Linked DNA regions of Homo sapiens: region 1 is linked to region 2. Evidence: read pairs that join two places in POLR2A ChIA-PET (ENCODE). Cell type or tissue: PC-9. All regions are shown on one strand. Links, peaks and the distances in the headings refer to the core of each region. The heading gives the core; the rest is flanking DNA. Region 1 holds the start of TMCO2 (transmembrane and coiled-coil domains 2). Region 2 has its middle 15 kb from the start of PPT1.

Region 1 (16,308 bases), core at 3,066-11,065, 140 kb before region 2:
TTCCCTTAGGAAGATGCCCCTTTGGAGACTGCTATTTTTTTTTTTAAAGACAGGGTCTCACTCTGCCATCCAGGCTGCTTGCTGCAGCAATCTCCTAGGCTCAAGTGACCCTCCTGCTTCAGCCCCCTGAGTATCTGGGACTGCAGGTGTGCACCACCACACCCAGCTAATTTTTTTATTTTTTGTAGAGATAAGGTCTCACTATGTTGCCCAGGTGGGTCTCGAACTCCTGAACTCAAGCAATCCTCCTGCCTTGGCCCCCCAAAGTGCTGGGATTACAGGCGTGAGCCACTGCACCCAGCCTTACATTGTGTCTTGTTGAGCAGCATAGCCAGTTTTTCTCCAGGAAGGCAACAAATCACTTTATCTGCATACCAGATGAAATGTTTTTTTTCTGTAGACCTCCTCTGTGGGTATGAAATATTTCATTTAGGTGCCAGATAGTTACACAGTGTTTCAGATGACCATGATCTCATTTATTGGGGCAAAAATGCACACACTATAAGGTTGGTGGAATCTGAGGCCTGCTGAGAGAACCATTTTTTGCCACCTCCCAGGCGGGCCATCTCTCTCTCTCAGGGTACATACTCATTGAGTGGAATCTCTACATTCTTCCCTCCCTGCCAAGGAGAATTCTCTTCAGTTCAAGATGTTATGGCCAGGTGCAGTGGCTCATGCCTGTAATCCCCGCACTTGGTTATGCCAGGGTGGGTGGATTACTTGAGGCCAGGAGTTCAAGACCAGCCTGGCCAACATGGTGAAACCCTGTCTCTACTAACAATGCAAAAATTAGCAAGGCGTGGTGATGCACACCTGTAATCCCAGCTACTTGGGAGGCTGAGGCAGTAGAATCACTTGAACCCAGGAGGCGGAGGTTGCAGTGAGAAGAGATCCTGCCACTGTATTCCAGCCTGGGTTACAAAGCGAGACTCTGACTCAAAAAAAAAAAAAAAAAAAAAAAAAGTTATGACCCCACTGTATTATAATTCCCTGATCTGAAATTACTTGTCCATCCAGCCAAACTGAATGCTCCTGAAGCACTCAGGAAAGATGCCTAGGGATTATCACAATGCTTAGCATAGAGTAGGTATCAGTAAAAGTTGGATAAAATTAGTCTCCTTTATGTCAGTCTGTATCTACTCCCACCCTTGCCCACTTTTGAGTAATTAATGCAGGAGACCCCTGGACTGCATATATACCTTTAGGCCAAAGACCAGCACAGGGGTCAGCCTACCTCTAAAGGACAGTCCACTGCAGGGCCCTCAAACAGCACTTTCCTACTTTTTATTATATTTAGTCTAACCTCGTCAGCATGGACCTCAAGGCCATGTACCTGACCACCCTCCCTTCTCTTCCTACAGCCTTAGATTCCAGCCCAGCTATCCTCTCCCATCTATGGCAGCTTATGGTCTCCAGCCTGCTGAGTGTACACCACAATCCTAGAGACATTTTTAACTACCACTATACCCCACTATACCCCACCATCCATACAAGTAGAAGCTCAGCCCTACTAAATAGAGAGCTAGTCTTTGCACGGTAATTTCAATAGCGTTCTCTATCTTTATTGATACACCACTGCACACATGAGGGAAACAGTGCTTTCCTGGAAAAGATTGGAGTCCATCACATTTCAAATGGGGGAAGTAAACCCTGATGTGGACAAGGGACTCTGGCAGTCAGAGCAGCTGCAGTAGGGCTCAGAGGAGCAATCCCTCTTCGTGGCAGGTTTTTGAGCAACGATTATCCCTTCTAGGTTCTTCATTTTGTTTTCCACTGTCTTAAGTTTTTTCAAAATTTTCTCTTGCAGACCCAAGGACAGGAAAAGATTATTATTGTCTTGAATTCGGAGACCACTTCCTTCTGGGTTGGCTAGCAAAGCCTCAAAAATATGTGAGCCCTTCTTGTAAAGTTTGTAGAGTGTGATTACAAACAACAATGTTTTCTAAAATGGAACAACAGAAGTTGAGTGTTAGTTGCTACAGTTTACTATCTATAAGAGAAAAACAAAACAAAAACCTAATAGTAACAATAATTCCTCATTCCAATAACAAGTCTCCCATTTAGCAAATTTTTTTTTTTTTTTTTTTTGAGATGGAGTTTCACTCTGTCACCCAGGCTGGAGTGCTGTGGCGCAATCTCAGCTTACTACAAGCTCCGCCTCCCAGGTTCACGCCATTCTCCTGCCTCAGCCTCCTGAGTAGTTGGGACTACAGGCGCCCACCACCACGCCCGGCTAATTTTTTGTATTTTTAATAGAGACGAGGTTTCACCGTGTTAGCCAGGATGTTCTCAATCTCCTGACCTCGTGATCCGCCCATCGTGGCCTCCCAAAATGCTGGGATTACAGGCGTAAGCCACCATGCCCGGCCTTAGCAAAATATTTTCACACCTATTTCATCTTTTGATTTTCACTGCAAACTGGAGAGGTAGGCAGGTCAGGCAGGATTATTATTTGCATTTAATCAAGATTGTAATAATAGATAACCATTTTCTGAATGTCTGGAAGTAACTTTGCCTTTGCATGATCTATTTATGCAGAAAAAACACAACTGGATAACTATATACCTTCTAGTTTGAACTCTGTCATTGTCCAAGGTTATATATTGGAAGTGGCAGAGCCAGGACAGGAATCCAGAAATTCACACTTCCAAGTACACTTTAGGACATAGTAGTCTGAAAAACTGGATTTCTTGGTCATGGAAAAGGTTTTTAAAATATACTAGGAGAGATCTGGGTACAATGGCACACACATATAGTCCCAGCTACTAGGGAGGGTAAGGTGGGAGGATCACCTGAGCCCAGGAGTAGTGTGCTATGATGGCACCTGTGAATGGCTACTGCACTTCAGCCTGGGCAAGATAGCCAGACCCTGTCTCTTAAAAAAATTAATGTATATATATATATATTTTATTTATATAAAATAAATTATAGGTGTGGACCACTGCATCCAGCACTTTGAGAGGCTGAGATGGGAGGATTGCATGAGGCCAGGAGTTAAAGACCAGCCTGAGCAACATAGTGAACGTAGCGAGACCCTGTCTCTACAAAAAAATTTTTAAAATTAGCCAAGCCTGGTGGTGCATGCCTATGGTTCCAACTGCTCAGGAGGCTGAGGCAGGAGGATCACCTGAGATCAGGAATTTGAGGCTGCAGTGAGCTATGATGACACCACTGCACTCCAGCCTGGGCGACAGAGCAAGACACTGTCTCTAAAACATAAAAAAAAAATAAAAAATAAAAATAAAGCATATGCTGGGCACGGTGGCTCATGCCTGTAATCCCAGCACTTTGGGAGGCCAAGGTGGGCGGATCACCTGAGGTCAGGAGTTCGAGACCAGCCTGGCCAACATGGTGAAACCCTGTCTCTACTTAAAATACAAAACATTAGCTGGGTGTGGTGGTATGCGCCTGTAATCCCAGCTACTCGGGAGGGTGAGGCAGGAGAATTGCTTGAACCTGGGAGGCAGAGGTTGCAGTGAGCCGAAATTGCACCATTGCACTCCAGACTAGGGGACAAGAGCAAGACTTCATCTCAAAATAAATAAATAAATAACAAAAGAATATGTATAGTAGGACAGATTCTTGCTAGGATAAGAAAAAAAATCATCTTGTTCCTTATTATAACAACTAGCACCACTTTTTTTTTTTTTGAGACACAGTCTTTGTCGCCCAGGCTGGAGTGCAGTGGCACGATCTTGGCTCACTGCAACCTCCACCTCCCGGGTTCAAGCAATTCTTCTGCCTCAGCCTCCTGAGTAGCTGGGACTACAGGCGCGTGCCACCACCACACCCGGCTAATTTTTGTATTTTAAGTAGAGATGGGGTTTCACTGTAGCACCACTTATTGAATATATGTGCTAAGATTTACACATACAATATCTTCTTTAATCCTCACAATACACATATATATGCGCATGCGCGTACACACACACACACACACACACACACACACACACACACACACACACATTCCTGTTCAAGATTTAGGTCAGTTGGTTTGCATTAAATGAGATTTTGGAGAAGAACTGAATTTCAAATCCTAAAAATTCGATTCAAACTCCAATTTTGCCAGCTCTTACAAACTATGTGAACTTGGGTGGGTAGCAATCAAGTTCTCTCATCTACAAAATGGAGCAAATAATCTCTCCCTGACTGTTATGCAGGATTGTGATGGTTTAAAATAGAAAGGCCCCGTGACCATGATTACTAAACAATAGTGACATATGAAAATAAGTGAATGCTAAAAAATGATCCAATAACAACTTCTCTCTGCATTTATCAAGTAAACTTGTCACTCTAAGAAAGCCGTTTTAAAAGCCTGTCACCTTAAGTTTCCACTGAACCTCAGTGCACCTCAGTTTCTTCACTTGTCATGTGAAAATAATCTCCATCCATTTCATGGAATTTTTGAGATTCTCAAAGCATTCAACTATATTGTATGTCAACTATTATTATTGGTGACTACACAGAAGTATGTAAAATCCTGTCTCTCACAATCCCAGCCAGTTAAATTCCTACTCCCCAAAGAGCTCCTATATACTTATGGAGCCTTATCTTGTCAAAACACAATAATGAACACATTGTGATGACTTAATACATATGCCTCCTTATCAGTTACAGAACAATGGCATAGTAAGAAAGGCCATACTCATGATCCTAGCTACTTTGGTGCCTATTGTATAAACATAGTAGCACTCAAAGATGAATAAGTGATCAAAAATTTTTGAGGGTAAGGCTGTCTTTTCAGGTTACCAACATGTTTGGTCTATTTTATTACAGAAGACAAGCCAAAGACCATTGTGAGAAAAGCATTTTTATGCCCAAAGCCTAATTGGTGGAGATTTTCAAGGATAACCTAGTTTTTGCCAACTTAAGAGACAAAGGTTCGCCTTTGCACATCTGCATGATCTTAAAACTGGTGGCAGCAATATGGGAGAGAACTAATCAAATTTCAATTTATAACTATATAAATGTTTGTAACAAAAGAGTATAACCTGAATTGACTGAATACTTCGTTTCCATAAGGCATATATTCCTATTCCCAATAAAATCAAGAAAGAAATCCTCAAGATGATTTGCACAGCTGGAGCAAGATTATCTAATAGTCCCAAACTTGTTTGCTGAGGTGCACTAGTCTCTCCCAAAAAACTTGCTTGTATCCAATTCCATACTGTGCTGAGAGAGAGAGACTCTAAGAGGTTGTCCCAGCTAGAAGATGAAGATGTTGACATTTTAATAAGCAGCAGCTCTAGGAACTACATGTGCAGAAGCTTCAGGAATCTAAATATGAGTTAGGGGGAGTAGTCTGGAGGCCTAGGTATTCCAGAGCCATTGTGAGCTGTGCTTTGTGATGTCACTGTTCCAAAGGTCAGCTTGCTTCCCACTCACCCAACCAATGAATCTTACTCAAAACCAACCAGGCACCGGCCTGGGTTTTCAGTTCATTCATATTGCTTTGTCTGATCTTTGGCTAGTTCTGGCTCTAGCATAGTGCTGTCCAGTACAACTTTTTGCAATAATGAAAATGTTCTTTATCTGCCATGTCCAATATGGTAACCACTAGTTACCTGAAATGTGAATAGTGCAGCAGAGATTGCATTTTACATTTTAACTAAATTTGGCTGGGCATGGTGGCTCACGCCTGTAATCCCAGCACTTTGGGAGGCTGAGGCAGGTGGATCACTTGAGCCCAGGAGTTCGAGACCAGCCTGGCCAACATGGTGAAATCTTGTCTCTACTAAAAATACAAAAATTAGCCTGACGTGGTGGTGCACACCTGTAGTCCCAGCTACTTGGGAGGCTGAAGCAGGAGAATCACTTGAACCTGGGAGGCAGAGGTTGCAGTGAGCTGATGTTGTGCTCCAGCCTTGGTGACAGAACGAGACTCCATCTAAAAAAAAAAAAAAAAAAGTTAAATAGCCACCTGTGGCTAGTGGCTTCTCTCTTGGTTAGTGTAGATCTACATTTCCAACAATTCAAATGGACAGCAGCTGTTGCAGCTGTTTTCACATAATAAAAAAAACTGAGTTGTATTGAGGTTGAATGGAAATGTGAGGAGATGGGATTTTTTATTTTTATTTTTTTGAGCTGGCGTGTCACTCTGTCGCCCAGGCTGGAGTGCAGTGGTGCGATCTCAGCTCACTGCAACCTATGCCTCCTAGGTTCAAGCGATTCTCCTGCCTCAGCCTCCTGAGTAGCTGGGATTACAGGCGCCCGCCACCACGCCTGGCTAATTTTTTGTATTTTTAGTAGAGATGGGGTTTCACCATTTTGGCCAGGCTGGTCTAGAATGCCTGACCTCAAGTGATCCACCTGCCCTGGCCTCCCAAAGTGCAGAGATTACAGGCATGAGCCACTGCACCCAGCAAGGAGGTAGGATATAAACAGGGCTTTTTTTTTTTTTTTTTTTTTTTTTTTTTTTTTTTTTTGAGGCGGGGTTTTGGTCTCGCCCTGTCTCCCAGGCTGGAGTGCAGTGGCGCAATCTTGGCTCACTGCAACCTCTGCCTCTGGGGTTCAAGCGATTCTCCTGGCTCAGCCTCCTGAGTAGCTGGGATTACAGGCATGTGCCACCACGCCTGGCTAATTTTTTTATTTTTAGTAGAGACGGGGCTTTACCATGTTGGTTAGGCTGGTCTCGAACTCCTGACCTCGTGATCCACCCGCCTAGGCCTCCCAAAGTGCTGGGATTACAGGCGTGAACCACCACACTCGGCCTTCAGTTTACCTTTAATAGTGGCATCCACCCACTCATCTGTCAGTCACTTCCACTCAGTAGTCTTCCATATCATGCCCTATTAGGACTTACTGACTTAGGCAATGCCTACTTTCAAGCCTTTGGTAAATTCTTTTTTTTTTTTTTTTTGAGACAGGGTCTCGCTCTGTTGCCCAGGCTGGAGTGCAGTGGTGCGATCTCAGCTCATTGCAACCTCTGCCTCCTGGGTTCAAGCGATTCTCCTGCCTCAGCCTCCTGAGTGGCTGGGACTACAGGCACGTGCCACGCCTGGCTGATCTCTGCATTTTTAGTAGAAATGGGGTTTCACCATATTGGCCAGATTGGTCTCGAACTCCTGATCTCAGGTGATCCTCCTACCTTGCCCTCCTAAAGTGCTGGGATTACAGGCATGAGAAATAGCACCCAGTCCGCCTTTGAAAAATTCTTATAGGTTCTTCATTGTCTTTCAAACAAAATCCAAAATCTGTAACATGGCTAACAGGGCACTAAAATGCCTGGTCCCTGCTTACCTACCAAGTCTTCTCTTCCTCTGCCATTTGTTCTTTCAACTCCAGCTATAGTAGTCTTATCAATGTCACCAACACACCAAGCTGTTGAACCACAAAGCTTTGGCACATAATTGGATTACTCTTGTTCTTTGCCTAGCTTCCCCCTCCTCCCCCAGCTTGGAGGTCAATGCCTATTCACAGGTGCGATTATTGCACAGTACAGCCTCTAACTCCTGGGCTCAAGTGATCCTCCTACCTCAGCCTCCCGAGTAGCTGGGACTACAGATTATTGCCTGGCTAACTTCTATTGATTCTTTAGGTTTCAGTTTAAACATTATCCTCAATGAAGCTTTTGCTGTCCTTTTTTGGTCCCCTTCTCATAAGCCCCTCCACCCCCCCTGTTTAAAAGCACTTTTACTTTATTATTTGTACTGTTTTAATGTCTGTCTTCCCTACTGGATTATTTTTTTTGTTGGGGGTGGGGAGGTTGGGGGCACAGGGTCTCACTCTGTTGCCCAGGCTGGAGTGCAGTGGCCTGATCTTGGCTCACCGCAACCTGTGCCTCCTGGGTTCAAGCGGTTCTCCTGCCTCAGCCTCCCTAGTATCTGGGATTACAGGCGCATGCACCACTACAGCGCGGCTAATTTTTGTATTTTTAGTAGAGACAGGGTTTCACCATGTTAGCCAGGCTGGTCTCAAACTCCTGACCTCAAATATCCTCCTGCCTGTGCCTCCCAAAGTGCTGGGATTACAGGCATGAGTCACCGCACCCAGTCCCTTACTGGATTCTTAAATCTCTATGATGCAGGAAATGAGTCTTGTTCAACACCTACCACCCAGGGGCTAGCAGATGGTATATGCTTTGTAAATATTTGGCTTCTTAACCATTTAGATAGCTTTCCTACGCCTCTGGTCTTTTTTTTCAGGTTATACCTGTCAAATACATGCTGACAGATTTTTAAATCTCTTGCCTATCCTGGTTACCTTCCCCAGAGTGAATCAAACCTCCAAATGCAGTCTGTCACAGAAGCCACTCCTGCAGGAGTAGACCAAGAAGGTCACAGAGGGATAGGCCACTCTCTCTAGACACAGTTCTATATAATAGGGTATAAAATCAGTAGTATAAAGCCAGGAGGTATCACAGTTTACCTTGGGGTAGGAGGTGAGGAGGAGCAACTTTTCTGAGTTTTAGAAGTTTCTGGCCGGGTGCAGCGGTTCATGCCCGCAATTCCAGCACTTTGGGAGGCTGGGGTGGGAAGATTGCTTGGGCTCAGGAGTTCAAGATCAGCCTGGGCAACCTAATGAGACCTCGCCTCAAAAAATAACAAAAATGAGTAAGTTTCTTTCAGAAAAGAAAACTTGCCTTTTTCGTAGGTTACATGTTATTCACAGAAAAAAATATGCACGTTTCCCATCTCTATACTCAAATGAAGAAATGTCAGCACCATATGACTGTGGAGTTTGAGTTGAATAACCTGGCTTTCACCTACACTTCAAATTGTATTTCCCACTATTCACCTTCACAAACAACACTCACATTACAGAACTGTGGTATTTTTGGTACTTCAAATACCACCTGCAACTTTCCATCTGTTATTCCTTTACACTAAATGTCCCTCTCTGACATTCTTCTAGTCAGAAGAGATTGGAAACTGGGCTCCACCTCTATTTGTGCCAGCCAGGCAAGACACTTCATCTCGTTCTTTGTCAAATATAGTAACAGCACCTACTTCATAGGATTATGAAAATTCAACAACATAATTTTATGTAAAATGCTAAAAAGCACAATTACCCTGAATTCTCACAGTACTTTCCACTTCCAGGCCAGTGCTTCTAGAACTTTTCTGTGCCTAAGAATCACCTGGAGATCTTACTAACACGCACATTTTGGTCCAGTAGGTCTGGAGTAGGGCCTGAATTTATGCATTTTTATTAATAACAATCTCCTAGGTGACACCTATACTGCTGGCCCACTACCACACTTTAAGTAACAATGTTCTGAGATACTCCAGCCCTCCCTTCACCTTGTGAAAGCTTCTTGATGGCCCTGACAACTTTTTTTTTTTTTTGTCTCCCATTGCATCTGGAATTGTATCTCTTTAAATGTGTGTATTTAAATATTTGGTGAATGATTATGTCTTAGGCAGTTCAGCTCAGTAGGCCTTTTGGGACTGAGAAAGGATAGATTGAGAATGGAATACCCTGAGGAAGGCTAATAAAAAACTTTCTCCTCCACAGTTCCTTACCCTATTTCACACATGGGCTCATGAAAATGGGGAAAACACTGAAGCAAGAGAATTCTGGGTAAAGGCAAGAATAGAAGTGTCTGGAAGTCTTCATTCCTACTCACCATTTTGGAGGCACTCTTGAATTGAAAAAGCTTTGAAAACAAAGTCAGTGCTTTCAGGTCTGTGCCAGGGTTGGGACAAATTCCAGAGATATCAAGTTAAAATGATTACTACAAGCTAAAAAAATAACCCTTTGCCCTGTATTATCGTATAGTCACTCATGCTGGTTTAAACAGGAAAGTCTTTTTTTTTTTTTTTTTTTGAAATGGAGTCTTGCTTTGTTGACCAGGCTGGAGTGCAATGGTGCAATCTCAGCTCACTCCAACTTCCACCTTCAGGGTCCAACAGCGATTCTCCTGCCTCAGCCTCCTGAGTAGCTGGGATTACAGGCATCTGCCACCACACCCAGCTAATTTTTGTATTTTTAGTAGAGACGGGGTTTCTCCATGTTGGTCAGCCTGGTCTCAAACTCCTGACCTCAGGTTACCTACCCGCCTCAGCCTCCCAAAGTGCCAGGATTACAGGTGCGAGCCATCGCGCCCAGCCAAAAGTCTTTAATAAAGATCAAATGATGCAAGCTGCTCTAACTGGGATAGACAGTGATCTTGGGATCAACTACTTAGGCTTATACTTGAATTATTTTACTTTTTTTGAGACAAGTCTCGCTCTGTCACCTGGGCTGGAGTGCAATGCCGCGATCTCGGCTCACTGCAACATCCGCCTCACGGGTTCAAGCGATTCTCCTGCCTCAGCCTCCCAAGTAGCTGAGACTACAGGCGTGTGCCATCATGCCCAGCTAATTTTTTGTATTTTTAGTAGAGACGGGGTTTCCCCGTCTTAGCCAGGATGGTCTTGATCTCCTGACCTCATGATCCGCCCACCTCAGCCTCCCAAAGTGCTGGGATTACAGGCATGAGCCACCGCGCCCGGCCTAATTGGGTTCTTAAAATCTAGGTTTAGTTCCACTGTGAATGGCCTCACTTGGTCCTTCCAGGGGCTACAAGTTCTGTGTGGTTGAATGGATATAGTTCAGTCTTAGTAGCTTTCTCTTACTCTGGACTAACCATCTCTCTCGTATGAGGAATTTTTACTAGGCCTACAGGTGCTTCTCATGCTCATATCACAAAAAGGGACCTTTCACCTCTACCTCCTCCCTTCGTAAGTGAGGAAATTAAAGCCACTGAAGAAATTAGCTTGATTCCAAAGAAACAATACTGGTCTCAGTCTCTAAGATCCTTGTTTCTGCCACTTCTTTCAACAGAGTCTTACTCAGATCACTTGGATTTCTCAGAATCCTCTGTTACCTACTGGGATCTGAGACAATAAACGACTTGGTTATGGGAGTGCTTTAGACTCAGGGTGAGGTGACAGAATGAAATTCCTGAAGAGCTGACAAAACAAGAAAATAAGGTTTAAGAGTCAGAGAAAAGGTCTTGAAATTCTAACCACAATAGACTGGGTGTGGTGGCTCACGCCTGTAATCCCAGCACTTTGGGAGGCCGAGGAGGGTGGATCACGAGGTCAGGAGTTCAAGACCAGCCTGGCCAAGATGGTGAAACCCTGTCTCTACTAAAAATACAAAAAATTAGCCGGGCGTGGTGGCACAAGCCTGTAATCCCAGCTACTCTGGAGGCTGAGGCAGAGAACTGCTTAAACCTGGAGGGGCGGAGGTTGCAGTGAGTCGAGATCGCGCCACTGCACTCCAGCCTGAGCGACAAAGCAAGACTCCGTTGAAAAAAAAAAAAAATCTAACCACAAGGATGAGAAAGAGATGTTAGTTGTCTGAGTCACTTCATTACTAGCTAATGAAAGTAGTTGAAAACTTCACAAGCAACAGGAAATGAAGCTGCTGTATTAAAAGGATATACTGCTATCCTCATTAGACAGACATCCCACAGTCCAATGAAACTCAACACATCTAAAAGCCAAACTCACCTTGGTTTCCATTATCTTCCCAAATATTCATTCCTTCTTTGTATACCTACTTAAAATGGTTGCATCAGTACCAAATCTTTTCCTTCACTCTCCAAGCCCCCAAAATCCTGTCTCCTTAAATACTTCATCTACTCTGCCTTCTGCTGCAATTGTCAGTAAATACACTCACCAAGCTTGCCTCAATTACTTCAAGTATACTGTTTCCAATTTCAGCTTCTCAAATCAAGTGAGCACTCCACACTTCAACTGATATATGCCTATAGACTCAAATCCAAACTCCTTAGTCTTCATGATTTAGTTCCTGCTATCTCTACAATGATGTCACTCTCTTGTTCCCCTTTTATTGCCAGCATATCAAATTATTTGTAGTTTCCTAGAAACATGCCCTCTGAATTTGCTACGTCCTTCATGTTCTAGGTTGGCATATCCTCTCCTTTCTACTCGGCCAACATCTGGACATCCTCTGGGAGCTATCTTGACTCCCGCAGCTAATTAATCTCAGAATTATCTTTCCACAAAAACAAAAATTTTAAGATAAAAAGAACCTTGTTCTGGGATGGGCACGGTGGCTCATGCCTGTAATCCCAGCACTTTGGGAGGCCGGGGCAGGAGAATAACTTGAACCTGGGAGGAGGAGGTTGCAGTGAGTCGAGACTGCACCATTGCACTCCAGCTTGGGCAACAAGAACGAAACTCTGTCTTAAAAAAAAAAAAAAAAAAAAGAACCTTGTTCTGAATGATTTAGCTAATAATAAATAAAAAAATTACTGGGGTAAAATGTGAATGGCATATTTCAGAAAATACAAGTGCAATTTCAGTTTACATGTGGCATGAAAGCTCATTATGAGTAAACAACGAATGGGTGAAAAATTGTAATTTATTGAAACTCAACTCAAAAAATATAAGATGCTGTAGTGTACAATATATTACACAAAGCACCCTCAGGTGCACATTCAAGTCAAGTAAGAACTCCATATCCCTTTCCCTAGCCCTCCCACCCTGGGACCTTAGTATTTGTTCCATATACAATCATGCACACTTAATTTGAAAAAGGAAGCCCCAGTATATTTTGATGTATTAATTAGCACCAAACAAGTGTACAGTTCCATTTTTTTAATAAACAAACAAACAAAAATAAACCCAATCATTAAACCAACTGGAGAGCTAATGGACTCAGCCAATACTGCTGACATAGATATTATACATTCATGTAAATACACAGCCTATTCTACCCTAAACAACGGTGTGGCTGCTTCTCAGCCTTTGTTCGAGTTGGCAAATGTCCCCATGTTGCAGTGTTGGAGCCAGTCTGTTACTAAAACAAAATTGCTACTTATGAACTTCCTACACAAAGCTCATCTGTCTTTTTTGTTGGAAATAAGTCTAAAATTGGTGTGGAAAACTTAGATCTTTCAAGAACCACCACTGGCCGAAGATAATGAAGCTGTTTTAAGGCAAGCTCTCCACAGTCTGTTAATGCTTTGTCCAATACAACCCTCAGGTTTTCCAAGGAAGGAACTGTTGTTGTTTCAGCTACTATTAAAGGTGGGATTGCAGTCAGGTTCTCATGAATTGTAGAGTCACTGGAAGAATGAGGTATGTCAACTTCAGGTTCACTGTCATTCACCATATTATTTGCCACAACATTCCCTGTTAAATCATTACTGGACTGTGAAGAATTACTTAATGTTAAGTGCTCTGAAGGCTCCCAATCATCAAAATCATCTTCTTTCTCTTCACTTTCCTGAATAAATTTCAGAAATGAAGATTCAAATCCCATAGGTTTGTAAGTCTTCAAATCAAATGACCGGGGCTGTGAATGTTTCCTAAAATTCTCTTTTGGGACATGGGTTGGATTTTTTACAGTGTTTTCTTGCCCTGAACTATGCTGCCTAGTTTCTGATTCTTTGATCCTTGGTAAAGGCAGCTGGAAACTTGTGAAATAAGTCCCACTTTCAGTCCCATTGGGATTAGGTATGGAATTTTCTATTTTACAAGGAGGAGGAGGCTGAACTATATTACACTGTTCTAGGGAAGTGGTTTTGGAACTATGATTACATTTCAAAGTTCCCCTGTAGAGCAGAGTATCTGCATCAAATACTGAGCTGCTTTCTATGCACCCTTTCTGACCTCCATCCCTTTCACTTGAATGACAGCAATCAGTGTTCTGGATGGGTGCACTACTGTCACCCGGGGAATGGCTGTGTTCTGTGCGCTCTGATTCACAGCTTCTATTTTCTTCTTTCTTTATACAGGGATCTGCTTCAGAAGGGGGTTCCTCCTTAATTTTGGTACCGTACTTAACGCAAACAACAAGATTCTCCATCTGTTGCTCTAAATAGGCACTACTCATCTGATGAGTGCGTTTGTAATGCCTCACAATGCTGCTCTCCAACTTCACCACAGATAAGCATCCTTGAACCATGCAGGGGTACTGTGTGTGCTCAGAGTGCTCCACACACATATGGAGGGCCTCAGCTCTGGTTTTAAAACTTATTGGGGCTTTCTTTTCTTTGATTAAGCCACATTTTTTAGACTTAGCATTAAATGATCTCCTGGTGGTCTGATGTTCATGCCCCTGAGTATCAGCTGTTTGACATACCTTTTCACTCCTTAGTAGTCTCTCATTTGCTACTTTCTGGCTTCTAAACAAATCATCATAATAGTCTTTATGTCGGTAATATACATGTTGTGAGTAATTACTGCGATGGGTGAAAATCTGGCCACAGCCATTAAGATCACAATGAATTTCATAATCTGAATGTATTTCCCCTTCAATATTATGCTGTTCCATCAAGTGGTGCTTCAACTTGTTGAATGTATAAAAAACAGCAGGGCACTGAGGCTGGTTACAAGAAAACCTTGCTGCAGATCCAGCTTCGGAAAGTACTTTAGGCTCTTCAATATGGTCTAGGTTATGAGAATCACTACAGTGCTTAGCAAGAGCTTTGGAACACAGGAAGCGTTTATTACATTCCTTATATTTGCAAGCAAATATCTTTTTACATTTGACAAGTTCCCTTTTGGTTCTTGCTTTGTCTTTCTCCAAACATAACTGTTCTTTGTTGTACTGATGTACAGTTCTGTAATGGCGAATTAAGCCTTTTAGATTGGTGAATGAGGAGTTGCAAGTTTTATGAATACAATGGAATGGTTTGTGGTATTTATTCAAAATATAACACAGATTTCCTTTAGCAACAGTTCGCCTGCTACCTCTGCCCTCTCTTCCTTCTTGTTCTTCTCTATGGCTGCCTATTGGTGATGAAATGTCAGATGTTTTACTTTCTGTTTCTTCACAAGATGATTCCAAATCTGTTTCAGAACTACATTCATCCTTTTTAGGATGACAGTGTGGTTTCTCAGAGTTACTACTGGGATCACCTCCAAGTTCTGCAGAACAATCACCTTTCAACCTATCTACTGAACATGGGCCTTCATGATCACACTTTTCATTATCTAATAGTTTGTGAGTTGCTCTGTCACTGCCAATTTGATGTTTATTTTTATAATGAATCCTAAGGTGTGTTTTTCTTGTAAATGACCTTTGGCAAATATGACACTGAAATGGGGAATACCGATGTTGGAACATGGTTAACTGAAGGACTTTTTCTTTTGAATAATTATGCTTTTTAAGATAATGCATTAACAGAGCCTCTCTGGTCACAAATTCATATTTGCATCCTTGAAGCTCACAGAAAAACGGCTTAGCCGCCAACTGTGCAAGGTACTGACTTGGCATGTTTTCATCTTGATTCTGAAAATTAAGGTCTGAGATAGATGAAACTGACTGAAGAGACTTAGCACCACTGGATGGGTACCCCTGCAATGACCCTGAGAAAGATCCATGTGTTATTGAGTTTTTCAAGCTTAAATGTTTCAAGCGTAACAGAAGTTCCAACATGGTATCCTCTGTACAGGGCCTTTTAGAAGCACAAATGGAGGATTCTGAGGAATAACCTTGATGTTCTCGTTTACATTTAATGTGAATATTGTGATCTAGACCTTCATCTGGGGAGTCACTGTTTGTATCTGAGCAGGGTTTAGGTTCTGCATCCAACTTTTCAGTTGTCTGATTATGTTCATTACCCAAAGAGGGAAACAGATCTTTCGTCTTTATCTTTTTGGGCTTGAAATGGTATGGATGAACCTTCCGTAAATGTTTCTGCATTCCTCTTGCATTTTTGTATGTGGAACCACAGCCATCAAAACCACAGGTAAACTTAGTCCCGTCAAAACAAACTGCCATACTGGAACATTTTTCTTTTAAACTGGAGGGCCCAAAGACTTTCTCATTAGATAACAATACATCCTGCATAGTTTCAGAGTGATCTAGTGTGTCAATTAGCTCTTCATTCATTGAAGCTGAAGAGCTATGACTTAACTGATCACTAGAATTACTGTCACTGTTTTCTTTCAGGTTTTCTGCAGTTTCTGTATCTATTTGAGAATTAGCTGATTCTGCACAGAAAAGATCTTCAGGTAAATGTGATTTATCAGTTTGGTTAAGTAGATGGGGCTGATTAATACAATCTTGCTTTTCACCTGTTGCAGACTCCTCAAGTTTCACTGATTTCTTTATGTCTCCATTTGAATTTTCAACATTATGCATTGAGAGGTGATTCTGGTATTCAATTTTGGAGTAATAGAACTTTTTACAGCCAAGGAAGTTGCATGTGTAAGATGCATCCCTAAAGTGTTGTGCTTCATGGTGGTAAAGCTGTCCCAAGTCACTGAAAACAATATTACAGCCATTTAATTCACATTTGTAACGCAGATCGTCATGCTTTTGTTTATGGTTAAGTAGTTCATTTACTGATCCAAACCTAGCATAGCAATCTATAGATACACACATATAAGGCTGAGG
Region 2 (16,308 bases), core at 5,243-13,242:
GTCTCGCTCTGTCACCCCGGCTGGAGTGCAGTGGCACAATCTTGGCTCACTGTAACCTCCTCTTCCCGGGTTCAAATGATTCTCCTGCCTCACCGTCCTGAGTAGCTGAGACTACAGGCATGTGCCACCATGCCTGGCTAATTTTTGTATTTTTAGTAGAGACGGGGTTTCACCATATTGGGCAGGCTGGTCTTGAACTCCTGACCTTGTGATCTGCCTGCCTCAGCCTCCCAAAGTGCTGGGATTACAGGTGTGAGCCACCATGCCTGGCCAGTTACCACCCTTTCCATGGCAATGACCTGACGACATTTTTTCTAGAAAATTCTGCATAATATTCCCCTTAATTTACATATAATTAAAAGTCAGTATAACGACTACTCCAGAACTGCCACTGAGCTGCTACTGTGGGCACACTGCCTATGGCGTAGCCCTGCTCCTCAAGGAGCAATACTACTGCTGCTGCTGCAGCTGTACACGGCCACTTCAATAAAAGTTGCTAACACCACTAGCTCGCCCTTGAATTATTTCCTGGCAAAGACAAAACCCTCCTGGGCTAAGCCCCAATTTTGGGGCTTGTCTGCCTTGCATCACCATGAAATGGGAATAAGCCTGGGGTATTTCAGAAACAGAAAGAAGATCATTTTGGCTAGAATTTTGTAAGCAAAGAGGAGAGGGGCCTGAGATGAGTTTGGAGAGATAGGTAGGAACAGACTCTGTAGGGCTTCCAAGGCCACAGTGTGGGGTTTGGAATCATCCTCTTTCTGTTTTCAGAGGGTGGTTAACCAGATGCTGCCTTGAGGTCTGCAGATAAGTTTATACTTTTCGTTAGGTTTTTTGAGGCCATGAATTAGATATTCAGGCACCTGAGACCCTGGGGCACAGCAGAGTTGAAGAGCCTGACAATGGTTTTGGAATTGAGCAGAAGATGGTGTCAGAAAAGTTGGGCTTGCCAAAGACAAATAGGAAGAATTGGGGTATCAGCCAGCAGCACCCACAATCCCACTATCAGATGAGGCAATAGACTCACTCAGGCAAGTCAGTGCTTTCACAGGGCGACAGAGAGCTCCTCTGTGCTAGCTCCTAAAGGAGTAGTCAATACATGGTTATACCCATTTTGTTGGTCCCACCCTAAGCACGAACCTTTTGAATATTAAAGGGACACAGCATGGTTTAGGCCAGCACTAAGCGTAGGAGAAACTATAGGTGGGCAATGAGAGAGTAACATCCCCTCATCCTGGAGTGTTCAAAAGCAGAGCCATCTTCTACCTTTATCTAAGACCCATCCATTCGATCATTTATTCTCTCAACAACTCTTGGTTGTGTGCTTCTGCTCTGAATTGTTTTAGTTGTCAGGAATATAGTATTAAATAAGACAAGTTCTTTATGTCACTTACAAAGCAGGTCATAAACAAATGGATATATAATATAATGTTAGGTGGAAAACGAAATGGTAAAGAGGATCAAGAGTGATAGGAGCATATACAACTGGCCCTCCATATCTGCAGGTTCTCTATCAGCAGATTCAACCAACCGGGTATGGAAAATATTTGGGGAAAAAAAGAGCGTGGTTTTGTCTGTACTGAATATGTATGGACTTTTTTTTCTTGTCATTACTCCCCAAGCAATATAGTATAACAACTATTTACACAGCATTTCCATTATATTAGGTATTATAAGAAATCTAGAAATGATTTAAAGCATATGGGAGGATGTGTATAGGTTACATGCAAATACTATGCCATTTTATGTGAGTGACTTCAGCTCCTTGGACTTTGGTATCAGAGGAGATCCTAGAACCAATTCCCCACGGATACTGAGGGATGACTATATATTGCTTGGGGAAAGCTCTAAGGAGGTGACCTTCGAACAGATATCAGAATGAAGTGAGGGTGAAAAACACGCAAATACTTGGAGGAAGAGCAGTTCAGGCAGAAGGAACAGCAGATGTCTTGAGGTGGGAGTCGACCTGGTGGCCTCATAGAAGCAGGAGGCCAGTGTGCTAGAGCTCAGTGAATGAGGGGTGGCCAGGTGAGGGATGCAACCAGAGACATAAGGCTGGGGGTGTGGATGTAGTTAAGGACTTAAGGGCCTTGGAGATCATCATAAAGATATTTGGTTTTCTTCTTCTTTTTTTTTAGAAGGAGTCTCACTCTGTCACCCAGGCTGGAGTGCAGTGGCATGATCTTGGCTCACTGCAACCTCCACCTCCTGGGTTCATGCGATTCTCCTGCCTCAGCCTCTCGAGTAGCTGGGATTACAGGCGCCTGCCTCCACGCCTGGCTAATTTTTGTATTTTTAGTATAGATGGAGTTTCACCATGTTGGCCAGGCTGGTCTCGAACTCCTGACCTCAGGTGATCTGCCTGCCTCAGCCTCCCAAAGTGCTGAAATTACAGGTGTGAGCCACCGCTATTGTTTTTAAAGTCATGGCGCCAGAGGACATTATCTAGGGAGTAAGTATAAACAGAGAAGAGACCGCAGGACTAAGGGGTGACACTCTACCTTTAGAGGTTAGGAACAGGAGAAACAAGTAGAGCAAGAAGACAGAATAATATTTCATTGTATGCATAGACCACATTTGTTAACCTATTCATTCTTCGATGAACACTTAGGTTGTTTCCACATTTTGGCTATTGTGAATAATACTGCTGTGAACATGGGTGTTCAAACATTTCTTCAAGACCCTGCTTTCAATTGTTTGAGTATATATCCAGAAATGGAAATGCGGATCATATAGTAATTCTATTTTTAATTTTCTGAGGAACCACCATACTGTTTTATCCAGCAGCTATACCATTTTACATCCTCACCAACAATGTACGAGGGTTACCGTTTATCCACATCCTCACCAACACTTATTTTCTGTGTTGTTTTAATAGTAGCCATCTGTGAAATAATAATAAATAAAAACCATTAAGAAATAAGAAATATGTCTCTGCCCCAGTTCATGAGACAGAGTTCCTAATACCCTTGCTGATAGGGGTGCTAGGAGAATCTTTTCTTCTAGTATTCGATCTTTGACCCAGTTCCTAACACAAATCTCCTTAGACTTTTGTAATTTTCAGAGTGATAGGAGTGTCTGACACAGAGTTCCTAAATTACTTGGAATTCCCTAGGGATAGGAGCATTTTTTGTTCTAATGAGGTGACTCTTGATAGACTTCTGGGTGAGTACTGGTCACCAGAAAGATCAAGATAAGATTAGAAGCTTTGAACTTTCAGTCCCATCAGCATACTTCTAGAAGAGGAGAGGTGTGGAGATTAAGTCAATAGTTGATCATGCCTACGTGATGAAGCCTCCATGAAAAATCCCTGAACTACGAGGTTCCAAGAGCTTCTGGATTGCTAACATGTATAAGTGCCTGGAAGGTGGCACATTAAGAGAGGACATGGAAGCTCCAAGCCCCTTCCCACAGCCTTGCCCTTTGCATCTCTTCCATCTGGCTGTTCATCTGTATACCTCATAACATTCCTCATAATAAACTAGTACATGTAAGTACAGCACTTTCTTGAGTTCTGTGAGCTGCTCTTGCAAATAATCAAACCCAAGGAGGGGATCAGGGGAATCCCCTTTTTATAGCCAGTACATCAGAAGTTCCGGAGGCCTAGACTTTTGACTGGCATCTGAAGCTGGGGGCAGTCTTGTGGGGCTGAGCCCTTAGCCTGTGGGATCTGACTCTAACTCCAGGGAGACAGTATCAGAATTTTTTTTTTTTTTGAGATGGAGTCTCTCTCTGTCACCCAGGTTGGAGTGCAATGGCGTGATCTCAGCTCACTGCAACCTCCGCCTCCTGGGTTCAAGCGATTCTCCTGCCTCAGCCTCCCGAGTAGCTGGGATTGCAGGCAGCTGCCACCACATCTGGCTAATTTTTGTATTTTTAGTAGAGACAGGGTTTCATCATGTTGGCCAGGCTGGTCTCAAACTTCTGACCTCAGGTGATCCACCCACCTCGGCCTCCCAAAGTGCTGGGATTACAGGCATGAGCCACCGCACCTGGCCAGTGTCAGAATTGAATTGAATTATAGGACAATCAGTTGGTGTCTACTGGAGAATTGATTTATGGGGGGTAGGAAAAAAGCAACCCAATCTGGTGTCAGAAGCATTTTGTGCTGCATTGAGTGTGAGATTAGGAAGAAAAGTTTGGTTTTTTCTATCTCAAACACCATCCTAATGGGTGTCAGGTGGTACCTCATTGTGGTTTTGATTTGCATTTCCCTAAGGATTAGTGATGTTGAGCATCTTTTAATCTACTTATCTGCCATTTGTATATCTTCTTTACAGAAATGTCTATTCAAGTCCTTTGCCCATTTTTGAATTGCTTTGTTTGCTTCTTTTGCTGAGTTTTAGAGATTCTCTATATATTCTGAATATTAATCCCTTACTAGATATATAATTTGCAAAAAAGGTCTCCCATTCTGTAAGTTGCCTTTTTTACTCTGTTAATAGTGTCATTTGCTGTGCAAAATATTTTAATTTTCATGAAATCCAATTTGTCTATATTTTATTTGGTTGCTTTTGTTTTTGGTGTCATATCCAAGAAATTATTGCCAAATCCAATGTTGTGAAGTTTTGTCCTATGTTTTCTTCTAAGAATTTTATAATTTAAGTATTACATTTAGGTCATAAATCCATTTTGAGTTAATTTTTGTATATAGTGTTAAATAAGGATCCAACTTCATTCTTTTGTGTGTGAATATTTAGTTTTCCTAAAACTATTTGTTGAAAAGACTGTCTTTTCCCCATTGAATGGTCTTGGCACCTTTGTAAAACAATTATTTGAACATATATGCAAGGATTTATTTCTAGATTTGCTATGCTATCCCATTGGTCTATATCAATCTTTTAAAAAACTAAATTATTATAAAATTTATGGAAATATCATAGTTGTACATATTTTATGTACATATACATATATAGTTGTACATATATCTATCTTTATGCCAGTACCACTACACTGTTTTAATTACTGTAGCTTTGTAGTCAGTTTTGAAATCAGGAACTGTGAGTCTTCCAGCTTTGTTCTTCCATTTCAGGATTGTCTTGGTTATCCAGGATCCTTTGAGATTCCATATGAGTTTTTTTATTTATGCAAAAAAGTCCTTGGGATTGTGATAGGAATTGCATTCAATCTGTTGATCTCTTTGGATAGTATTGACATCTTATAATATTAAATCTTTGGATTCATGAACATGGGATGTCTTTTCATTTATGTCTTCTTCAATTTTTTTCAGAAATGTTTTGTAGTTTTCATTGTCCAAGACTTTAATCTTCTTGGATAAATTAATTTCTACGTATTTTATTCTTTTTGATGCTATTGTAAATGGAATAGTTTTCTTAATTTTTTTCCAGATGGCTTATTGTTAGTGTATCAAAATGCAACTGATTTTTGTGTGCTAACTTTGTATCTCGCTACTTTGCTGAATTCATGTATTAGTTCTAACAGGTTTTTTTCTCGTTTAATCTTTTTTTGATGTTTAACATCAGAGGGTACATATACAGATTTGTTACAAAGACATTTTGCATGATTCTGAGGTTCGGAGTATGAATGAATCTGTCACCCAGATAGTGAGCATAGTACCCAATAGGTAGCTTTTCAACCCTTGCTCCACTCCCTCACTTCCTGCTCTTGTATTTCCCAATGTTTTGTGTTTCCCAGTGAACAGTATTTCCCATTGTTCCCATCTTTATGTCCAAGTTTACCCAATGTTTAGTTCCCACTTATAAGTGAAAACATGAGATATTTGGTTTTCTGTTTCTGCATTAGTTTGCTTAGGATAATGGCCTCCAACCACATCCGCGTTGCTGCAAAAGACATGATTTTATTCTTTTTAATGGCTGTACAGTATTCCATAGCATATATGTACCACATTTTTTAAATCCAATCCACATTGATAGGCACTTGGGTTGATTCAATGTCTTTGCTATTGTGAACAGCACTGTAATGAACATAGAGGTGCATGTGTCTTTTTGGTAGAATTATTTATTTTCCTTTGGGCACCTACCCAGTAATGGAATTGCTGGGTTGAATGGTAGTTCAAATATTAGTTCATTAAGAAATCTCCAGGCTGGGCATGCTGGCTTATGCCAGGATAATCCCAGCACTTTGGGAGGCCAAGGTGGTTGGATCACTTGAGGTCAGGAGTTTGAGACCAGCCTGGCCAACATGGCAAAACCCTGTCTCTACTAAAAATACAAAAATTAGCCAGGCATGGTGGTGTGCACTTGTAGTCCCAGTTACTCTGGAGGCTGAGGCATGAGAATCGCTTGAACCCAGGAGATGGAGGTTGCACTGAGCCAAGATTGCACCCCTGTACTCCAGCCTGGGCAGCAGAGCAAGACTGTCTCAAAAAAAAAAAAAAAAAAAAAAAAAAGAAATCTCCAAACAGCTCTCCACGGTGGCTGAGCTAATTTACATTCCCACCAACAGTGTATAAGTGTTCCCTTTTCTTTGCAGCCTCACCAACATCTATTATTTTTCGACTTTTTAACAAAAGCCATTCTGACTAGTTGAGATGGTATTTCATTGTGGTTTTGATTGACATTTCTCTGATGGTTAGTGATGATGAGCATTTTTTCATATGTTCATTGGCCATTTGTAAGTCTTTTTTTGAGAAGTCTGTTCATGTCCTTTGCCTACTTTTTAATGGAGTTATTTGTTTTTGCTTATTGATTTAAGTTCCTTATACATTTTAGATAGTAGACCTTTGTTGAATTCATGGTTTGTGAATATTTTCTCCCATTCTGTAGGTTGTCTGTTTACTCCTTTGATAGTTTCTCTTGCTATGCAGAAGCTCTTTCGTTGAATTAGGTCCCACTTGTCAATTTTTGCTCTTGTTGCAATTGCTTTTGAGAACTTAGCCATAAATTATTTGCCAAGGCCAATATCAAGAAGGGTATTTCCTAGGTTTTCTTCCAGGATTTTTATAGTTTTAGGTTTTACATTTAAGTCCTTAATCCATCTTGAGTTAATTTTTATATATGGTGATAGGTAGGGGTTCGATTTCCTTCTTCTGCATACAGATAGCCAGTTATCCCAACACCATTTATTAAATAGGGAGTCTTTTCCCCATTGCTTTTTTTGTTAGATAGGGTCTCACTCTGTCACCCACACTGCAGTGCAGTGGCATGATCACAGCTCACTGCAGCCTCTACCTCCTGAGCTCAAGCAATTCTTCACCTCAGCCTCCTGGGTGGCTGGGACTACAGGTGTGTGCCACCATGCCTGGGTAATGTTTGTATTTTTTCTAGAGTTGGGGTTTCACCATGTTGCCCAGGCTGGTCGTGAACTCCTGGGCTCAAGAAATTCTCCTTGCCTCAGTCTCTTCAAGTGCTGGGATTATGGGCTTGAGACACTGCGCTGGGCCTCATTGCTTATTTTTGTCGATTTTGTCCAAGATCAGATAGTTGTACATGTGTGGTTTAATTTTTGAGTTCTCTATTCTGTTTCCTTGGTTTATGTGACTGTATTTGTACCCATACCATGCTATCTTGGTTACTCTAGCCTTGTAGCATAAGTTCGAAGTTGTCTAATGAGATGTCTCTGACGTTTTTATTTTTGCTAAGGATTGCTCTGGTGATTCTGGCTCTTTTTCGATTCCTCATGCATTTTAGAAGTTTTTTTCCAATTCTGTGAGAAATGATGTTGGTGGTTTGATAGGAATAGTATTGAACTTGTAGATTGCTTTGGGCAGTATTGCCATTTTAATGATGTCGATTCTTCCAGTTCATGAGCAGGAATATTTTCCCATTTATATGTATCATATCTAATCTCTTTCAGCAGTGTTTTGTAGTTCTCCTTGTAGAGATCTTTCACCTCCTTGGTTAGGTATATTCCTAGGTATTTTATTCTTTTTGTGGCTATTATAAATGGGACTGTGTTCTTGATTTGGCTCTCAGCTTGAATGTTATTGGTGTATATATATGCTACTGATTTTTGTGCCCTGAAACTTTACTGAAGTCGTTTATCAGTTCTAGGGGTCATTTGGCAGAGTCTTTAAGGTTTTCAAGGCATAGAATCATATCGTCAGTGAAGAGATAGTTTGACTTCTTCTTTCCCTATTTTGGTGCCTTTTATTTCTTTCTCTTACCTGATTGCTTTTCCTAGGACTTCCAGTACTACGTTCTGGAAGATATCCTTGTCTTCCAGGACATAGTGGACATCCTTTGGACATCCTTGCCTTGTTCCAGTTCTCAAGGGGAATACTTCAGCTTTTGCTGGCTCAGTATGATGTTAGCTGTGGGTTTGTCATGGATGGCTCTTACTATTTTGACATATGTTCCTTTGATGCCTAGTTTGGTGAGAATTTTATCATGAATAGATGTTAGATTTCATCAGAAATTTTCCTGCATCTATTGAGATGATTGCATGCTTTTTGTTTTTAATTCTGTTTATGTGGTGAACCACATTCATTGATTTGCATATGTTGAACCAACCTTGCATCCCAGAAATGAAGTCTACTTGATCACAGTGGATTAACTTTTTGATGTGCTGCTGGATTTGGTTTGTCAATATTTTGTTGAGGATTTTTGCCTCTATGTTCATCAGGGATATTGGCCTGAAATTTATTTTTTTCTTTCTTCCTTTCTTTTTTTCTTTTTTTTTGAGACAGAGTTTCATCCTTGTTGCCCAGGTTGGAGTGCAATGGCACAATCTTGGCTCACTGCAACCTCTGCTTCCTGGGTTCAAGCGATTCTCCTGCCTCAGCCTCCTGAGTAACTGGGATTATAAGCATACATCATCACATCCTGAAAATTTTTGTATTTCTAGTAGAGACAGGGCTTCATCATGTTGGCCAGGCTGCTCTTGAATTCCTGTCCTCAGGTGATCCACTCGCCTTGGCCTCCCCAACTGCTGGGATTACAGGCATGAGCCACCGTGCCCAGCCATTTTGTTTTTTTTGTTCTTTTTCACTATGTCTCTGTCAGAGTTTGGTATCAGGATGATACTGACTTCATAGAATGAGTTAGGGAGGAGTCTCTCCTCCTCAACTTTTTGGAATCGTTTCAGTAGGATTAGTACCAGCTCTTCTTCGTGCATCTGGTAGAATTTGGCTGTCAATCCATCTGGTCCAGGGCTTTTCTTGTTGTTGTTGAAGTTTTGCTCTTGTCTCCCAGGCTAGAGTGCAGTGGCACAATCTTGGCTTACTGCAACCTCCGCCTCCCAGGTTCAAGTGATTCTCCTGCCTCAGCCTCCCAAGTAGCTGGGATTACAGGTGCCTGCCACCATGGCTGGCTAATTTTTGTATTTTTAGTAGAGACGGGGTTTTGTCATGTTGGCCAGGCTGGTCTCGAACTCCTGACCTCAGCCTCAGCCTCCCAAAGTGCTGGGATTACAGGCATAAGCCACCATGCCTGGCCCCGGGGCTTTTTTTGATTGGTAGGTTTTATGTTACTGATTTAATTTCAGAACTCCTTATTGGTCTGTTCAGGTTCTCAGTTTCTTCCTGGTTCAGTCTTGGGAGGTGTATGTTTCTAGGAATTTATCCATTTCCTCTAGAGTTCTTTAGTTATGTGCATAGAGGTGTTCATAATAGTTTCTAAAGATCTTTTGTATTTCTGTGGGATTAGTTTTATTGTCATCTTTGTTATTTCTGATTGTGCTTATTTGGATCTTCTTTCTTTTTTCTTTGTTAATCTAGCAAGTGGTGCATTACATTGATCTAGTTTCATATGTTGAACCATCCTTGCATTCTAGGAATAAATCCTACTTGGTCATGATGTATAATGTTTTTAATATGCTGCTGAATTTGGTTTGCTAGTATTTTGTTGAGGAGTTTTGCATCAATGTTCTTTAAAAAACATTGTTCTGTAGCTTTCTTTTTTTAATCTAGCTTCTAAAATTAGGGTAATTCTGGCCTCATAGAGTGAGTTAGGAAGTGTTCCCTCCTCTTCCAGGTTTTGGAAAAGTTTGAGAAGGATTGGTGTTTGTTCTTTAAATATTAGGTAGAGTTCACTGGTAAAGCCATCATGTCCAGGGATTTTCTTTGTTAGGAGACAATGTCAGGAGTTTTTTTTTTTTTAGACAGAGTCTTGCTCTGTCACCCAAGCTCTGGAGTGCAGTGGTGTGATCTTGGCTCACTGCAACCTCCACCTCCTAGGTTCAAATGATTCTCCTACCTCAGCCACCTAAGTAGCTGGGATGACTGGCATGCACCAACACACCTGGCTAATTTTTTTATATTTTTAGTAGAGATGGGGTTTCACCATGTTGGCCAGGCTGGTCCCGAACTCCTGACCTTGTGATCCACCTACCTTGGCCTCCCAAAGTGCTAGGATTACAGGCTTGAGCCACTGCGCCCAGCCAAGATTTTTTATTACTGATTCCACCTCTTTATTAGTTACGGCTCTGTTCAGATTTTTTTTTTTTTGAGACAAAGTCCCATTCTGTCCCCCAGGCCAGAGTGCAGTGGCATGATTATAGCTCACTCACTGCAGCCTCAAAGTCCGGGGCTCAAACGATCCTCCTGCCTTAGCCTTCTGAGTAGCTGGGACTACAGGCATGTACCACCATGTCCAGCTAATTTTTATTTTTTCATAGAGACAGGACCTCACTATGTTGCCCAAGATGGTGATTTGCATTTTTTAAACTTTAGCCTGTCTAGTGCCTATGCCCAACTTTCTTCCTGTGCTAGAGGCTACAGAGCTTCAGCCTGGGCTTCTTCAGTAGCTGCAGATGGGTAGACTGCAGGCTCCCTAGATCCTCCTTCCATGTTTTCCTCAGACTAGATTCTGGAACTGCTGTCCTTTGAAGGATTTGTGTATTTGCAATGTCTACCTTTGGTGATCATTCAATTATTAAATAGGAACTTGTCGGGCACTAACCTTGTGCGAGATCCTCTGAACACCAAGTGAATTAGACCTAGCCTCTGCTTTTGAGAACTTGCTAGTCTAAAGGTGAGACAACGAGGTAAATAGATGGGTGCAGATACTCTGAATAAGTTGAGGACAGAGTGGGTAAGAGAGAACACAGGAGTAGGTATCTAGGAAAGAAATCACGCTTGAGATGAGGATTAGAGGACATGGGCAGTTCTTTTCAGAATCAACAAATTTTAAACAATCAAAAGTGAGATTTAAGTTAACTATCAGGTAATTTATTCAAGCGTTACATTAAAAACAATTTAAGAAACCAATTGGTACAAATGGGTTTTTATTCTTCCACCTTTATAAAGGTATCTGGTACTGGTAACTTTTGCTCTAACGCTGAAGTGTGAGAACGTCTCTCTAAAGAAGTAGTGGTTTGCCTGGGGGAGGACTCCTTGAGAGAACATTTAGCTTGAGAGAAAGTAGATCAGACTTGCATAAAAAGAAGGATGGGACAAAAAAAAAAGTGGCAGCTTCACTCAGGAGTAATTCATGTAATGCACTTCACCGTCATGATGGAGTCAGTTTTGGGGTCATCAGACTGCCTGACTACTCCCCACCCATGCATTCTACAAAGAAGCCTCCCTGATCATGTGGTTCTCCTGCTCGCATAGAGCCCATGATTAAGGAATAGGCCTAGAGGAAAAATACACATGTAGAAGAAATTCATGCCATCTCTCTGTATAGGAATCTGAGTGGGCAGCCAAACATTCAAAGAGAAACAAACAAACAAACAAACAAAAACAAAATAGGTTCCCTAAAAAGCAATAAGACTTATCATCATTAAAAATAGATGTTTGGCTGGTCATGGCAGCTCACGCCTGTAATCCCAGCACTTTGGGAGGCCAAGGTGGGCGGATAACCTGAGGTGAGGAATTCGAGACCAGCCTGATCAATATGATGAAACCCTGTCTCTACTAAAAATACAAAAATTAGCCGGCGTGATGGCATGCACCAGTAATCCCAGCTACTCGGGAGGCTGAGGCAGGAGAATCGGTTGAACTCGGGAGGCGGAGGTTGCAGTGAGCCGAGATCACACTATAACACTCCAGCCTGGGAAACAAGAGCAAAACTCCATCTAAAAAAAAAAATACAACAAATGTCTTCAAAATTGGCTGGGCGAGGTGGCTCATGCCTGTAATCCCAGCACTTTGGGAGGCCAAGGTGGGTGGATCACCTGAGGTCAGGAGTTCAAGACCAGCCTGGCCAACATGGTGAAACTCTGTTTCTACTAAAAATACAAAAAATTAGCCGGGCATGGTGGTGGACTCCTGTAATCCCAGCTACTCAGGAGGCTGAGGCAGGAGAATCGCTTGAACCCGGGAGGCAGAGGTTGCAGTGAGCTGAGATTGCGCCACTGCACTCTAGTCTGGGCAACAAGAGCAAAATTCCGTCTCGAAAAAAAAAAAGTCTTCAAAATTGTAAGGGAAAAAGAATAGCACCCTAGAATTCTTGCAGAGAAACAGAGCCAGACACTTGTTAAAGGTAGTAAAGACAAATATTCAGTGCTATTGTAATAGGGAAGAGAGGTTCAGTAAAACTGAGCTCAATCTTAATGCAGCAAATACAGCTAAGGATTCATAGCCAACAGGTAGATTGGATGAGTCAGGGGATAGAAATTTATTAAGAGGAGACATCAAGGGTAGGGAGGTTCTTGGTAAACCGGCCTAACGGGATTCTTGCTAGAGGCAGGCAAAGAACTTAGATATCAATGGAGGGGAATGAGGATCATGATCAAATATCGTTGGCGATCAGATTTCAAGGATGAGGGGATTCTCTCTAAACTGACTTAGCAAGGTTGCTCTAAAACTGGGTAATGCAGGCTGAGGACAGACCCAAAGATTAGGGCCTGCCTTCAGTTGAAAAGAAGGCTCAGAGGAGCCTGTCTAAAGTTTGGTCAAAGAGAGAGTCTTTGTCAGAATTTGATACGTATCCACACATACTGCCAAACAATATAAAGGCAGAGTAAGGAATATGTCAGAACTCAGAATGTTTAGTGCTACACACTCTATGTGGAAAATCACCTAAAGATAGACTTTAGCAAAATGGAAATGGAATCTAACAAAGAGGACCCTATGGGATATAAGTAATAGAGGTATATGACCCGGCAAAGTGAAGAAAAGTTGGGGGGAAGACATAAAAGACCTATTAGTTTTTTTTTTTTTTTTTTGAGACAGAGTCTCACTCTGTCGCTCAGGCTGGAGTGCAGTGGCTCAATCTCAGCTCACTGCAACCTGGGCCTCCTGGGTTCAAGAGATTCTCCTGCCTCAGCCTCCTGTGTAGCTGGGATTATAGGTGTGCATCACCATGACTGGCTAATTTTTGTATTTTTAGTAGAGACGGGGTTTCACTATGTTGGCCAGGCTGGTCTCGAACTCCTGAACTCAGGTGATCCGCCCACCTCGGTCTCCCAAAGTGCTGGGATTATAGGCATGAGCCACCGTGCCCGGCAATCCATTAGATCTTGATGTGTGGAAGACTCCCTTTTGAGTTACAAAGTCTTAGTGACACAGTAATATATTTCCATCACTAAGGGTTTAATCATATCTCTTGGCTCTAGAGCAAATATACAGAGGATTATAATATGGTAAATTCTGGGTTTGAGTTTTTAGTTTTTTGTCCATCTATATACAAATCACAAAATATTTTTATTCCCAGAAAATAATATAAACATTACACTTTTTTCCCCCACCGAGATGGAGTCTTGCTCTGTGGCCCAGGCTGGAACACAGTGGCAGGATCTTGGCTCACTGCAACCTCCGCCTCCCAGCTTCAAGCAATTTTCCCTTCTCAGCCTCCTGAGTATCTGTGATTACAGGCATGTGCCATCACACCCAGCTAATTTTTGTATTATTAGTAGAGACAGGGTTTCACCACATTGGCCAGGCTGGTCTCGGACTCCTGACCTCAAGAGATCCACCTGTCTTGGCCTCCCAAAGTGCTGGGATTACAGGCGTGAGCCACCACACCCAGCCAATATTACACATTTTTATTATATTAACAAAAATTTAGAGATGGAAAGGAGAGGTGGAAAGAAAGGCAAGTTTTCTCATTTCTGTGTCTTTCATTATGGGGAGATATAGTTTAAAGGTGGTAAATCAATAAATAATTAAATTAATTGAATCAAATTAAAATAATTATATTAATGATAAATATTAGGAAAACTAAAAAGCAGAAATTGTTAACAGAATTGCCTCTAGGGTGTAAGACTTAAGAAATGTGTAGAAAAACAACACAAAAATAAAATAAATGTGGAGGAAAAGAGACTTTATTTTCTCTTTTGTGCCCTTCATAAAATGTAAATATTGCATGTGTGTATGTACATACCTGGTAAAAATTTTCAAAAACTTGAAAAGTTGTCTTAATGCTGTGAAAAAAAAATAATATTCTTTTCCATTGGGCAAGAAAATAGATGAAAGCGGCCAGGCCTGGTGGCTCATGCCTATAATCCCAGCACTTTGGGAGGCCAAGGCAGGTGGATCGTCTGAGGTCAGGAGTTTGAGACCAGCCTGGCCAACATAGTGAAACCCCATCTCTACTAAAAATACAAAAATTAGCTGGGCGTGGTGGTGTGCACCTGCAGTCCCAGCTACTCAGGAGGCTGAGGCAGGAGAATCTCTTGAACCCAGGAGGTGGAGGTTGCAGTGAGCCGAGATTGAGCCACTGCACTCCAGCCTGGGTGACAGAGTGAGACTCTGTCTCAAAAATTTAAAAAAATAAATAAATAAAAAAGAAAGAAAGAAAAGATATATAAAAGCATTTTCTCAAAAGTTTTTACTATAGATGGCATGTCTAATATAACTTACTCACTTTTATGATCAGTTCTGTAGCCCTGAACAGTTAACAAACCAAGAAATCTTAATGTTGCTTTTTATCCACTGCTGCCACAAGGTAACAGCATCATAGTCTTTTTTCATGGCCCAGATAATAAAAGTAGGTTGTTTGGCAGTCCAAAAGTATTTACTCTTAATATATCTAGTCACTTGGTGAAATTTCTGCTCATTTTATTGAAAAGCCAGTAAGTCTCTAGATCTTGCTTATTCATAAGTATGCTTTTTAATAGCAAGCAACTTTATTCTCATGTCAAAAAAGAAAATTGAAACCGATGAGCATTCAGATACTTCTCTATGTTCCCATTGTTCCTTGAATTATAGTCTATTCAGGGAACTGATATGCATCTTATTAACTCTCAGTACTAGTTAGGTTGAAATTCAGGCTTTGCAATTTCTCACTTCTTATTACTAAAATTAATAAGCTTCAGTGGCTGCTTACTAAAATAACAGTCAAGAATTGACTTACACTGAGAGAACTTATTTGTCTCCCACTAAATGGTTCCTCTTTAAACCAAATCCAGAGGAAGTAGGAACTCTGTAGGTATTTTTCTACATGGATACTTTTAACTATTTGATTTGAAAATGTTGTGGGGCTCTGGGAGGTCAATGGAAGACATGGAACAGAACTTCAGCTTTGTGGGGTGGGTTGCATTTGTTTAATACAGATAAAGATGGCAAGCCTGTTCCAGATGGTAAAATGATTTGGGCAAAGGAACAGCAGCAGGAATTTTCAGGGAATACTGTTTATATTAATATATTAATTGTGTTATTATTAAATGTGGGAAGTAGGTTTGGGAAGATAGTTTGGATTCTCATTTTGAATACAAAAGCTTGAACTACATCCTGAAGACTAGGGAGAAGTGTTGAAGGTTTGCTCTACGCTTTATTTTAAGAAAAATCAACTTATTGTTCTTGTGAAAATAATATGTTTTCACTGCAAATCATCTAAGCAATGCAAAAGAAAAAGAAAAAACCCCCTGAAATCTCATTATTTGACAATTATACCTCAATAAAGCTGGGGGGAAATATTTTTTTAAAAAAACAACTCCTAAGTCCAACCATCTAAAAATAGTCACTATTAACATTTGATTAACATCATTCTAAATATCTTTTTATGCTTTTATATGGATAGAATGATAGATAAATAGGTATATAGACATAGGTACTTTAAAAAATTGTATCATAAGGTGTGTTATTAAAAAATAAAAAGTATTAAATTCAAGTTTACTTGAATTTAACAGAATTGAGTTAAAGTTAATTGAATTCTGTTAATCCTGAATTCTAATTTAAGTTAATTGAGTTAAAGATTCAAAAATTCAAGTTTACTTGAATTAAATAAACTTAAAGGAATAAAAAGGAAAAAAGGAACAAGTATAAAAAGAAATTTTAAAATCTGGACTTCAAATAAGGGTTAGGAAAAGTGACTTTGACATTATGTTGTTTTGTTTATTTGAAGTTTATTTAATTTTATTTAATTTAAATTTAATTTTATGAGACAGGGTCGTGCTCTGTCATCCAGACAGCAATGCAGTGGCATTGCAGCCTTGAACTCCTCCCACCTCAGCCTCCCAAGTAGCTGGGACCACAGGTATGCGCCACTACACCCAGCTAATTTT

What was found. Peaks named below come from ENCODE experiments on the same cell type or tissue, not always from the same donor. Only the 100,000 strongest peaks of a DNase experiment are listed, where the experiment ranks them.
Region 1: POLR2A ChIA-PET joins it to region 2 with 18 read pairs; 5 of 35 experiments call an interaction of 5 or more read pairs at or near these places.

Annotation. Positions count from the first base shown.
Region 1 is chr1:40,236,917-40,253,224 of GRCh38, reverse strand. TMCO2 (transmembrane and coiled-coil domains 2) reads right to left here and starts at 5,288. Exons shown (of 2, transcript NM_001008740.4): 1 at 4,995-5,288; 2 at 1,541-1,942. The coding sequence starts at 5,231. The coding sequence ends at 1,631. RLF (RLF zinc finger) reads right to left here. Exons shown (of 8, transcript NM_012421.4): 8 at 12,304-16,308. The coding sequence ends at 12,778. RefSeq lists an enhancer at 11,369-11,418. In PC-9, for the core only: no CTCF peak of the experiment used is centred there; a DNase peak (open chromatin) is centred at 10,824; H3K27ac peaks cover 676 bases.
Region 2 is chr1:40,103,954-40,120,261 of GRCh38, reverse strand. No RefSeq gene overlaps it. Among named protein-coding and RNA genes, the nearest start is that of PPT1, 15 kb to the right of the region's middle. In PC-9, for the core only: no CTCF peak of the experiment used is centred there; a DNase peak (open chromatin) is centred at 12,491; H3K4me3 peaks cover 481 bases; H3K27ac peaks cover 2,723 bases.